Regions from separate parts of the Homo sapiens genome. Here all the other regions are linked to region 1. Evidence: chromatin contacts called from ENCODE Hi-C data. All regions are on one chromosome and are shown on one strand. The core of a region is the stretch at or near the end of the contact, and the rest is flanking DNA. Distances in the headings are between cores, read along the strand shown.

Evidence for each region. A loop is a pair of places that touch in the nucleus more often than their neighbours do. Pooled maps may share reads with other maps.
Region 2: a map of CD8-positive, alpha-beta T cell shows a loop between it and region 1 (24-fold over the local background). The contact joins the promoter of TANK here to the promoter of CCDC148 in region 1. A Hi-C loop is called at or near these places in 2 of 168 maps with a recorded cell type or tissue (CD8-positive, alpha-beta T cell and naive thymus-derived CD4-positive, alpha-beta T cell) and 9 of 50 pooled maps.
Region 3: a map of endothelial cell of umbilical vein shows a loop between it and region 1 (8-fold over the local background). The contact joins the promoter of PSMD14 here to the promoter of CCDC148 in region 1. A Hi-C loop is called at or near these places in 2 of 168 maps with a recorded cell type or tissue (endothelial cell of umbilical vein and naive thymus-derived CD4-positive, alpha-beta T cell) and 8 of 50 pooled maps.

Annotation. Positions count from the first base shown.
Region 1 is chr2:158,455,370-158,458,069 of GRCh38, forward strand. It overlaps CCDC148 (coiled-coil domain containing 148), which reads right to left and starts at 1,384. Exons shown (of 14, transcript NM_138803.4): 1 at 1,046-1,384. The coding sequence starts at 1,070. It overlaps PKP4 (plakophilin 4), which reads left to right and starts at 1,583. Exons shown (of 22, transcript NM_003628.6): 1 at 1,583-1,849. It overlaps LOC124907900, which reads right to left. Exons shown (of 1, transcript XM_047446754.1): 1 at 1,762-2,700. The coding sequence starts at 2,085. The coding sequence ends at 1,762. RefSeq lists silencers at 1,288-1,582, 1,313-1,682, 1,903-1,952, 2,203-2,252, 2,273-2,332 and 1 more.
Region 2 is chr2:161,159,126-161,161,825 of GRCh38, forward strand. TANK (TRAF family member associated NFKB activator) reads left to right here and starts at 1,303. Exons shown (of 8, transcript NM_001199135.3): 1 at 1,303-1,361. TANK-AS1 (TANK antisense RNA 1) reads right to left here and starts at 1,165. Exons shown (of 3, transcript NR_187173.1): 1 at 1,007-1,165; 2 at 40-111. RefSeq lists an enhancer at 1,013-1,776.
Region 3 is chr2:161,306,999-161,309,698 of GRCh38, forward strand. It overlaps PSMD14 (proteasome 26S subunit, non-ATPase 14), which reads left to right and starts at 1,427. Exons shown (of 12, transcript NM_005805.6): 1 at 1,427-1,606. RefSeq lists an enhancer at 1,295-1,754.

The DNA of each region.
Region 1 (2,700 bases), core at 134-2,633:
TTTACTACAAATGTGGAGAGGTTTTTTTTTTTCCAATCAAGGCACCATATTAACATTTCTTAGGTTACATCTTTGTAATCTTCAATTATAGTAAGATAAAAACCAGTAGCAAAGCATATCACCCAACTTAAAATTCAGAACAATACTTAGACATATGCAGCTTGCACACACATTAACCTGTTTCTCCCAACAAAATATTTGTAATTTCCAAAATCCTATCAGCTTTTTCACACAATATGGTCCCTCCAATTTGAGGGGTAGTAACATAGTCTCCTTACTAAAGAGATTAGTCTAAAAAAAGTAAAATCGCCAAAAGAATGTAAGAATATCAGTGGCTATAGGCTAGAGCAATATCATCTTTTAAAGCCTAATATGTTCATGAAATCTCACTTTAAGAAGGTGATATCTAAACATAAAATTTATTGACAAAAAACAATTAGTATTGATAAACCACCACAAAATGATTTTAAATGAAAGTAGAAGACATTATTAAAGCTCAAGATTTTTGCGTGTACTGATTTCATGCCTCAGGTTATTTCCATATCAAATTTAAAGAGATACTGGAAAATAGAAAACAAAATCCATCAACTGTAATCCATTTCCCTTACTCTTTTGTGAAATCATCACAAGGTGTGAAGGATTGTTTCTGTTTCCTCTATCTTTAACAAGCCTGTAACCTCTCAAGTGAAAGAACATGCACCTGTCAAGCTCATAGTGCGGGATGTACACACAGATGTGTTTAATAAATATCTGCCCACAGGGAGATTAGAGGTTTGCTTTGAGAATCAGGGAACAGGCTAGCTCATGTGTTGACGCTTTGGCATCTATCATACAATCCGCCACCTCGTTCCCTTACCAAAATATCCTCAAAGGAAATCCTCTTTGAGTCTTTCAGAAGAGTTATGAGTTTGAGGACCCAAAACGTTGAGGAAAGATCCACCCCAGGGAAGGGGGAGTGGCTGCAGAGAACAAACATAAGTAGGATTTAGGTGGCTCAGTGACGTCAGGAGGAAGCAGCGATGGAAGGGATGGGGTGCAAACTCACCTGGAGAAGCAGAAGCTGCACACATGTCAAAGGTCAAAGGGCATAGCCTCAGGGACTCCCCAAACGCAGGAAAAGTGAAACGCCCACTCCTGGGCTCTCGCCGTCAGGGGTACATCTAAGGGCTCAGCTGTTCCTACCTTTGACGCCAGGGACAAACCCTACCAGGCACAGTTGGGATTGGCAGTAAGGCAAGGAAAGCCTGCCCCAGATTTCAGAGCCAGCGCTGGGGAATCTCCCTGTCCTCTCCGCCACCCCCTCCCGCGCCCGAGACCTGAGACACCTTCTCTCTCACACCCACCCTCTCCAGGCCCTCTCGCGCTGAACAGCATCGGTCTCTATGGCGACCTGAAACCGCAGCTCCCATTGGCCTGTTCAATATGAGGGCCGGGCCAATGGGGAGGGCCAGCCCTCTCCTTCCCGCCAATGGGGTGGCGGGAGCTGGCCCGGGGACGGCGGCGTGCTGACGTTCCCGGGAGCCCGGGGCTGGCCGGGCGGGAGGGCTGGCAGCGGGGCGGGCGGCGGCGGCGGCCTCTGGGCAGTAGAGGGGGCTCCGGGGCTGAGTCCGCGTCGACGCCGGCCGCGGAGGCGGCACCATGGGCAAGGGGTAGAGGGGCAAGTTGGCCACCGCCGCCGCCGGGGGTGGTGGGAGAGCCGCTCCGGGGGCGGGGGCCGGTGGGGGAGGGAGGGGCGGGCAGCCGCGCCGCCGCGGCACTTTTTTAATTTTTTCGGGTGCCGCAGCGGCGACCCCTCGGCGCCGATGTCCCTGATCCCTGGAGCGACGACGGCCGCTGCCTAAGCTGGAAAGTAAGTGTGTGGGCTCGCGGGAGGGCGCGGAGACTCCTGCCCACGAGACCCTCGGCCCTCGCCCCGAACACGCGCCAGGGCCAGGACCTGCGCGCCGGGGGCCGGGGGCCTCCCTCCCGCTGCCGCGTCCCCAGCGCCTCGCGGCCGCCGCGGCTTTCCTGCCCCGCCTCGTGTTCCTGCCCGCACTCGCCTGCTGCTCCCCTCCCCCCGGCAGGCGCACAAGTTTCACCCTCCATTTGCTTTTCCCGGCGATTCCTCTCCCCGGTCTCCCGTACGCGCAGCGCACGACCTCTGCCCACGCTGGGCTGTTCGGATTCAGAGCTCCCAGCCCCGAACTTGAGCGCCGCGCTGAGCCCTGCTGGACGCCCTCGCGGCGGCTTCCCCGCTGCCTGCCGCCGCGCGCCCCAAGTCGCCCTCGACACCACTGGGCGCCCGCCCTCCTCAGCACTCGGGGCCGGCTGTCTGTCCTTCTAGCCCCAGATCCTGCACCTTGGTCCCCTCCCCGTCTTCCCACGCCCCTGCTGCCCGCGCGGTCTTGCGTTTGTCCCCGAAGTCCTGTACTCCTTGCCGGTCCTGCCCACCCCTCTGCCTAGTGCGCCCCTCTCTACCGGCCGCGGATCCTCACGCTCCACCCCTCCCGGCTCCCCAGCGCCGAGCCTCGCCGCTGCCCTCCTGCGCCGCCGCTTCCTCCTCTCCCTGCCAGGAGTTGAAGCGGAGCTGCGGCACCTCCCTGGCGGATCTGGTATCCCCGCCCGCTGCCGAGGCTGCCGGCCCTCTCCCCTGGACCGCTACCCGGAGAGCGAGCGGCGGGGCCGGGATTTGGCTGCGTGTTGGCTGAGTGCGACACACCG
Region 2 (2,700 bases), core at 53-2,552, 2.7 Mb after region 1:
CAATTTGGCAATTGCTTACAAAACTAAACATTCTCTTACCTTATGATCCAGCAATCATACTACTTGGTATTTATCCAAAGGAGATGAAAACTTATGTCCGCACAAAAAAACCTGCACACAGATATTTATAACAGCTTTTTTTCATCACACTGGGGTGAGGGATGTTGATAATGGGGAAGGGCTATGCTTGTGTCGGGGCAGAAAGTATATGGAAAATCTCTGGACATTCCTTTCCATTTTGCTGTGAATCTAAAACTGCCCTCAAAAAAAGTTTAAATAATTTTTTTAAAGCAGTACTGTATTGTGATGTTTAACTCAATTACTTATTACAAGAAAACTATTCAACTGGTCAAAACGTTATATATAAGAAGTTTCTGTTTGTTAAAAACATTGTTTCAAATATATTTAGGCTTTGACTTTTAAAAGTATACAGCAACATTCAAGATAACTAGACAGAATGCACTGCAACTTGGCAGGTTTTTAAATCCTTGGACTTACTGGCCTAAGGAAAGATGTGTAAACATCCATGATTCAGAAATACAGGGAGAAATTGGGGCAGCCAGACCTCATCCTCTTGCCCTAAAGGGAAAAGATATCTTTCTTGCGGTATCTAAGATATGAATCTTAGATAATATTCATGCATGGCTAGGAATTGGAATAATGGGAAAGTCTTAATTCATGGGAAATTTTCTAATAAAGTTCCACCTCCATTTCCAGCCATTCCTCTTTAACAAATACATTTAGTGAAAAATACTACCAGTTGGGGAGAAACCAAATGGGTATGTGTATATGTAGTGTTTCTCAGAGTGTGGACTTTAACCACGTTTAATTACATAAATTTACGAGGATCTGTTGAAAATGCAGGTTCCTGGGCTTCACTCCAGTTGCTCTGAAATGAAAGCTGTAGGAGTCGGTTGGTGAAACTACATTTTGTTTCTCAGGTGATTCTTGTGTACTCTAACTCATATATAGGGTGATGTTATTTATTTACTGGTTATTTATTTACCGGTTATTTATCGTTTGGCAAAAAAATCCAGCAAAGACTCACAAGTGACCTTTACACTTGACATAGGATTCTCTTCCGCTGCTGACGCTTTTTTTTTCTAAGAGGCGGGGACTTGGCTGGGCAGGGCTGGGGGAGGGCGCTAGGCGGGGCGGGCAGGGGCGGGGCAGAAGAGCCCTGGGCTGGGTGGGGCAGGGCGGAAGGGCCCTGGCCTTGTTGGGTGGAGGTGAAGAGTTAATGGCTCCGCGCGCAGGCACTGCCCTCTGAACTGGAACAAAATGCAACTTCCGGTTGGAGTCACTCGGCCAGGCGCCGGCGACCTGAGGGGAGAGGGAACGCAGCTGAAAGCGTGAACTGTGTGAGTAAGAAACTTTGTGAATTGGTGTGTCCGAATCCGTCAAGCACGACGTCGGAGAATTTGTATGCGTGAGCGAGAGGGACGCGCTGACAGTAGGGGCGCCGCAGGGAGAGAAGCCGAGGAGCAGCGGAGACAACCAATTTGCAGTTTGGGGAGGGATTTTGTGCGGGAGAAACCACGCGAGTCCTTCCCCCGGAGCGGACTCCTTGTGGGTTGGTTTCCGGGCCCGCGATGTCAGCATAGCATCGTCGGCCTCTGCCCCAACGGCTTCAAGGGAGGGACTCGTCCCGGCTGCTTTGCCCGGGAAATGGGGGTGGAAGGGCCTGCGGTGTCGAGGTGAGCAGTGGACCCTCCAGGAACATTCCCGACTTCCCTTCGGGAGAGAGACTGCCTCCTAGAATCAAGTAGTATCGTGGTTACTCTTTCGAAAACTTAATTGGTTCTTTCTGTTGTTTTCCCAAGGTGGTTGCACAATTCCCCTCTGCCTTCCTGTGGGGTGTCATCATAGCCTGGTCAATGAGAAGTTGGGTAACTTCCCAGAGGGTCACGGAGGGAGTGGGTGGCCAAGGCAGGAAGAACAGAAGCCAACCCCGCCCACAGTGGGAACCCAGGCGTTAGGTAGAGTCCTCACGCCGGTGTAAACTGACTAGCAACGAGTTACAGGCAAAAAAGCTGTGCTTTTCTAGAAGTAGAAAGGGGGAGGATAATCAAAGAAGAGCTGTGCCTTTATTGTTATGCTATAACGAGCAAAAGTAAAGCAGCCTTGCTATGTAAAGTGGTGTTTATCTCACCTCACAGGAGATGCTTTTGACAAGTTATAATAAGGGAGAGATGGTAGTAAAGGAAGTGAAGAAGCGACGTGAAATTGAAGGAAAAGAAAATGACCTGCCTTCTTACCGCGGTTGGAATACACACCCAAACGAGAGGTAGCAGAGAAGCAAGCAGTGCATTCTGTTAAAAATTATTGTGTCCTCATTTGAGAGAGGAGGGATCCTCAAATAATACAACTATGTGCAAAGCAGGAAGTGAAATCCTTCTCAGTCCTCTCCCCAGTTGTAATCCAAGCCTTCCACATCTTTCCTGTATGTGCATAACCATGTTATTTTGCTTTCTTATGAAAATGAGATTATGCATACTGTTCGATAATCTGTTTCAGATTAAATATATATATATGGTGAAAGTCTTGCCATATGTAGCTCTATTTTATTGTAATGTTGGCGTGGTACTGCATTGTGTAGATGTACCAAATTATAGTTAACTGTCACTTACTATGTCCTGTCCGTATATATTGCCCAGTATTCTTCAAAATTATCTGTTTCTCATTAGACTACAGATTTCA
Region 3 (2,700 bases), core at 177-2,676, 2.9 Mb after region 1:
ATAAATAAAAACATAAATAAAAATTAACTGGGCATGGTGGCAAGCGCCTGTAGCCCTAGCTACCTAGGAGGCTGAAGTGGGAGGGTTGCCTGAGCCCGGGGACGGGATGTTGCAGTGAGCCCAGATGGCGCCACTGCACTCCAGCCTGCGTGACAAAGCAAGACCCTAACTCAAAAATGCATTAATAAATAAATACATATAAAATAAAATAAAATAAAAAAGAAGTGAGGAAGGTCTGAGTTAAGGCCAAAGTGGGGAGTATTTAGAAGGGGAAGTGGTGGATTGGAAAAGCTGTTATGGAGATTACACATTTCATGGTTTCTACAGTGGGGAGAGATGAAAAAGAGGCAAGTGTTCATACTCTTAAGTTTCTGATTAGGAAAATTATTTGGAGGACGGGGCTACTCACCCCCTCCTCCCATAAAAAATGAATAGAGAGGCATAGGTTTGGGGGGGAAGCATAAAGATGTGGATCCAAATATTACCTATGAGTAAAATAATCTTTGTGTTTTTAAAGGTATTAATATCTTAAAGCAATTGTGCTACTCAAATCACAGTTTGGATCCAGGCGCTGTAATCTTTCCTCACCCTCTGTCCAGTAGATTCATCACCATTCTCGATTTAGGAATGCTTTAAAGATGCTTGTTATTTGGAACATATTTGAGAAAGTGACAGGAACGTGGCAAACAAGCTGCCTTAAACAGAGACTGTACCTAGACCTAGAGTGTAATATCAACTTGTCAAGTATATCTTCTGCAACTTTGCTTTTTGAAAGCCTAGCACAAAGTAGATCATGAGTAAAATGTGATTGCCGATAATTACATGGAGAAATGTGAATAAATGACTCTTTAAACCCTGTAAACTAAACTCGGCTTAAAATAGGTGGTTTGAACATTTGGGAAACCTTAGTTTTCCCTGAAATCCAATCCTTGCAAAGCAATAATGACAAGAGGTGGATAAAGCGGACTTACAGAAAAGGGCGTCTTACCGGTCCCCTCTAATCACACCATCCCCCCTCTTTTAAAAAAATTTTCTTCTCAGATAACCAAGTTAAATCTAGCTCAAATGAACCTTTTAGTTTTTGAGGAGGGCAATAATAGTAGTGAACACCAAAACGAAAGGGGATCTGGGCTTCAAAATACTAACAGTTCTATTTCCTAGCCAGTCGTCTCCCGGGCTGGATGTGCCGCCGTCCCAGATCTCAGCGGCGGCCGCAGAGCGCAGAGGTAGGGAGAGAAAAAGGAGGCGTCGGCGGGGCGCGAGCGACCAGGGCGCTAAGTGCCGCCTCACAGTCCTGCCAGAGACAGGAGACGCCGGGCCGCCCGCGCCGTCTGTCCCAAGAGCTCCTCCTGGACATCCGCTTGACTCTCCGTCGTCTCCAATTGGCCGTCGGGGAACGGAAGCCGAAGCAAACTAGTGAACCCGGAAGTGCTTCGCGGCGGAGGCCCGGGCAACTCTTTTGAATGGAATCGGGCTGATTCATCGCCGGTTTGCAGACAGAGCCGCGTCGGGTGTGCGCCGCTGCTGCTGTTGCCTCTGTCTTCGCGTCACCACAGAGGCAAGACAAGGGTCCATATCGCGGCATCCGGCTCCCGCCCGTCTTCAGGTAAGACCCAGAAGGCAGGCCTGGGAGGTCTGGGGAGGCAGCCGTGCTAGGCCGCCGCCAGCCCCGTGCTTTCCTGAGTCACGTTGCCCAGCTGAGTTGCCACAGGAGGCCTGGGCCGCGAGGGAGGAGCCCGGCCTCCTTCATTCTCTTCGCCTGCTCTCAGGGCTCTCTGGCAGGGTCAGGTCTGGATGTCGCCTCCTTTCTCCATTCTTTTCTGTTTGGCCGAATTCACATCATGGGAACCTCTTCCATCTATATAGAGAGAATCCTTGTTTATGGCCTGTTTGTCTGTGCTCTATCCATAGTTGTTAACCGGTCTGCTTTGAAGTTTTTCAAAGCAGACCGGGAAAACAAGGGAGAGAGAGTAGAATTAACTTTCCCATTGAATACGTTTGTTTTATCTCTTGTCCTTCCTGTAAGCCTTAACCCTTTTTCTGTTAGTGTTAGGTTTTCAGCTCCCTCCAAAAAGTAAACAAAAGTCCTGCAGATACACTGCTTTTGGACCTTGAATATCTTAAAAACAAAGTGTGCTACTATGGCTGTTAACTTACTTTCAATATCATACTAATTGAGTAATTGTTGGTAAATTGATTACATTTCTCGTTTTAAGTAAAGTAGAAATCTGCTACCGTATGTTACATCTTGCAACTTAATTTTCCTGGGGATGTAGCTCTGTGTCTGTCAAAAGAAAAAGAATGTAAACTTTTGAGTCTATAAACCTAGTGACTGAAGGAAAAATTCTCGAGAAAATAAATGGTAATATAAGTTGATAAAATATTATGGAAAGGCAGGGGAAAGGGTTTAAAAATGAGCATAAAATAGAGTTATAGTGTGAAAGTGATTTTGTTCCACTGGTCACAAGTGTTTTTTTAGTGCTTCTGACTTAATGTGTTTGAGAAAAGCAGCAAGACATGCACTGATACTGTAGAAATAACAAAAACATGAACACAGTTTTAGTGGAGATGATTAATATAATGGTGGCCTTCCTGTCACGTAAGGCTACCTACCAGCTGACTCATTTGAAGTTTAGAGGTTAAGATATATAGTGGTTCTGAATTAACTACAGTTAAGGTGTGTTTAGTGAAGTGCTATTT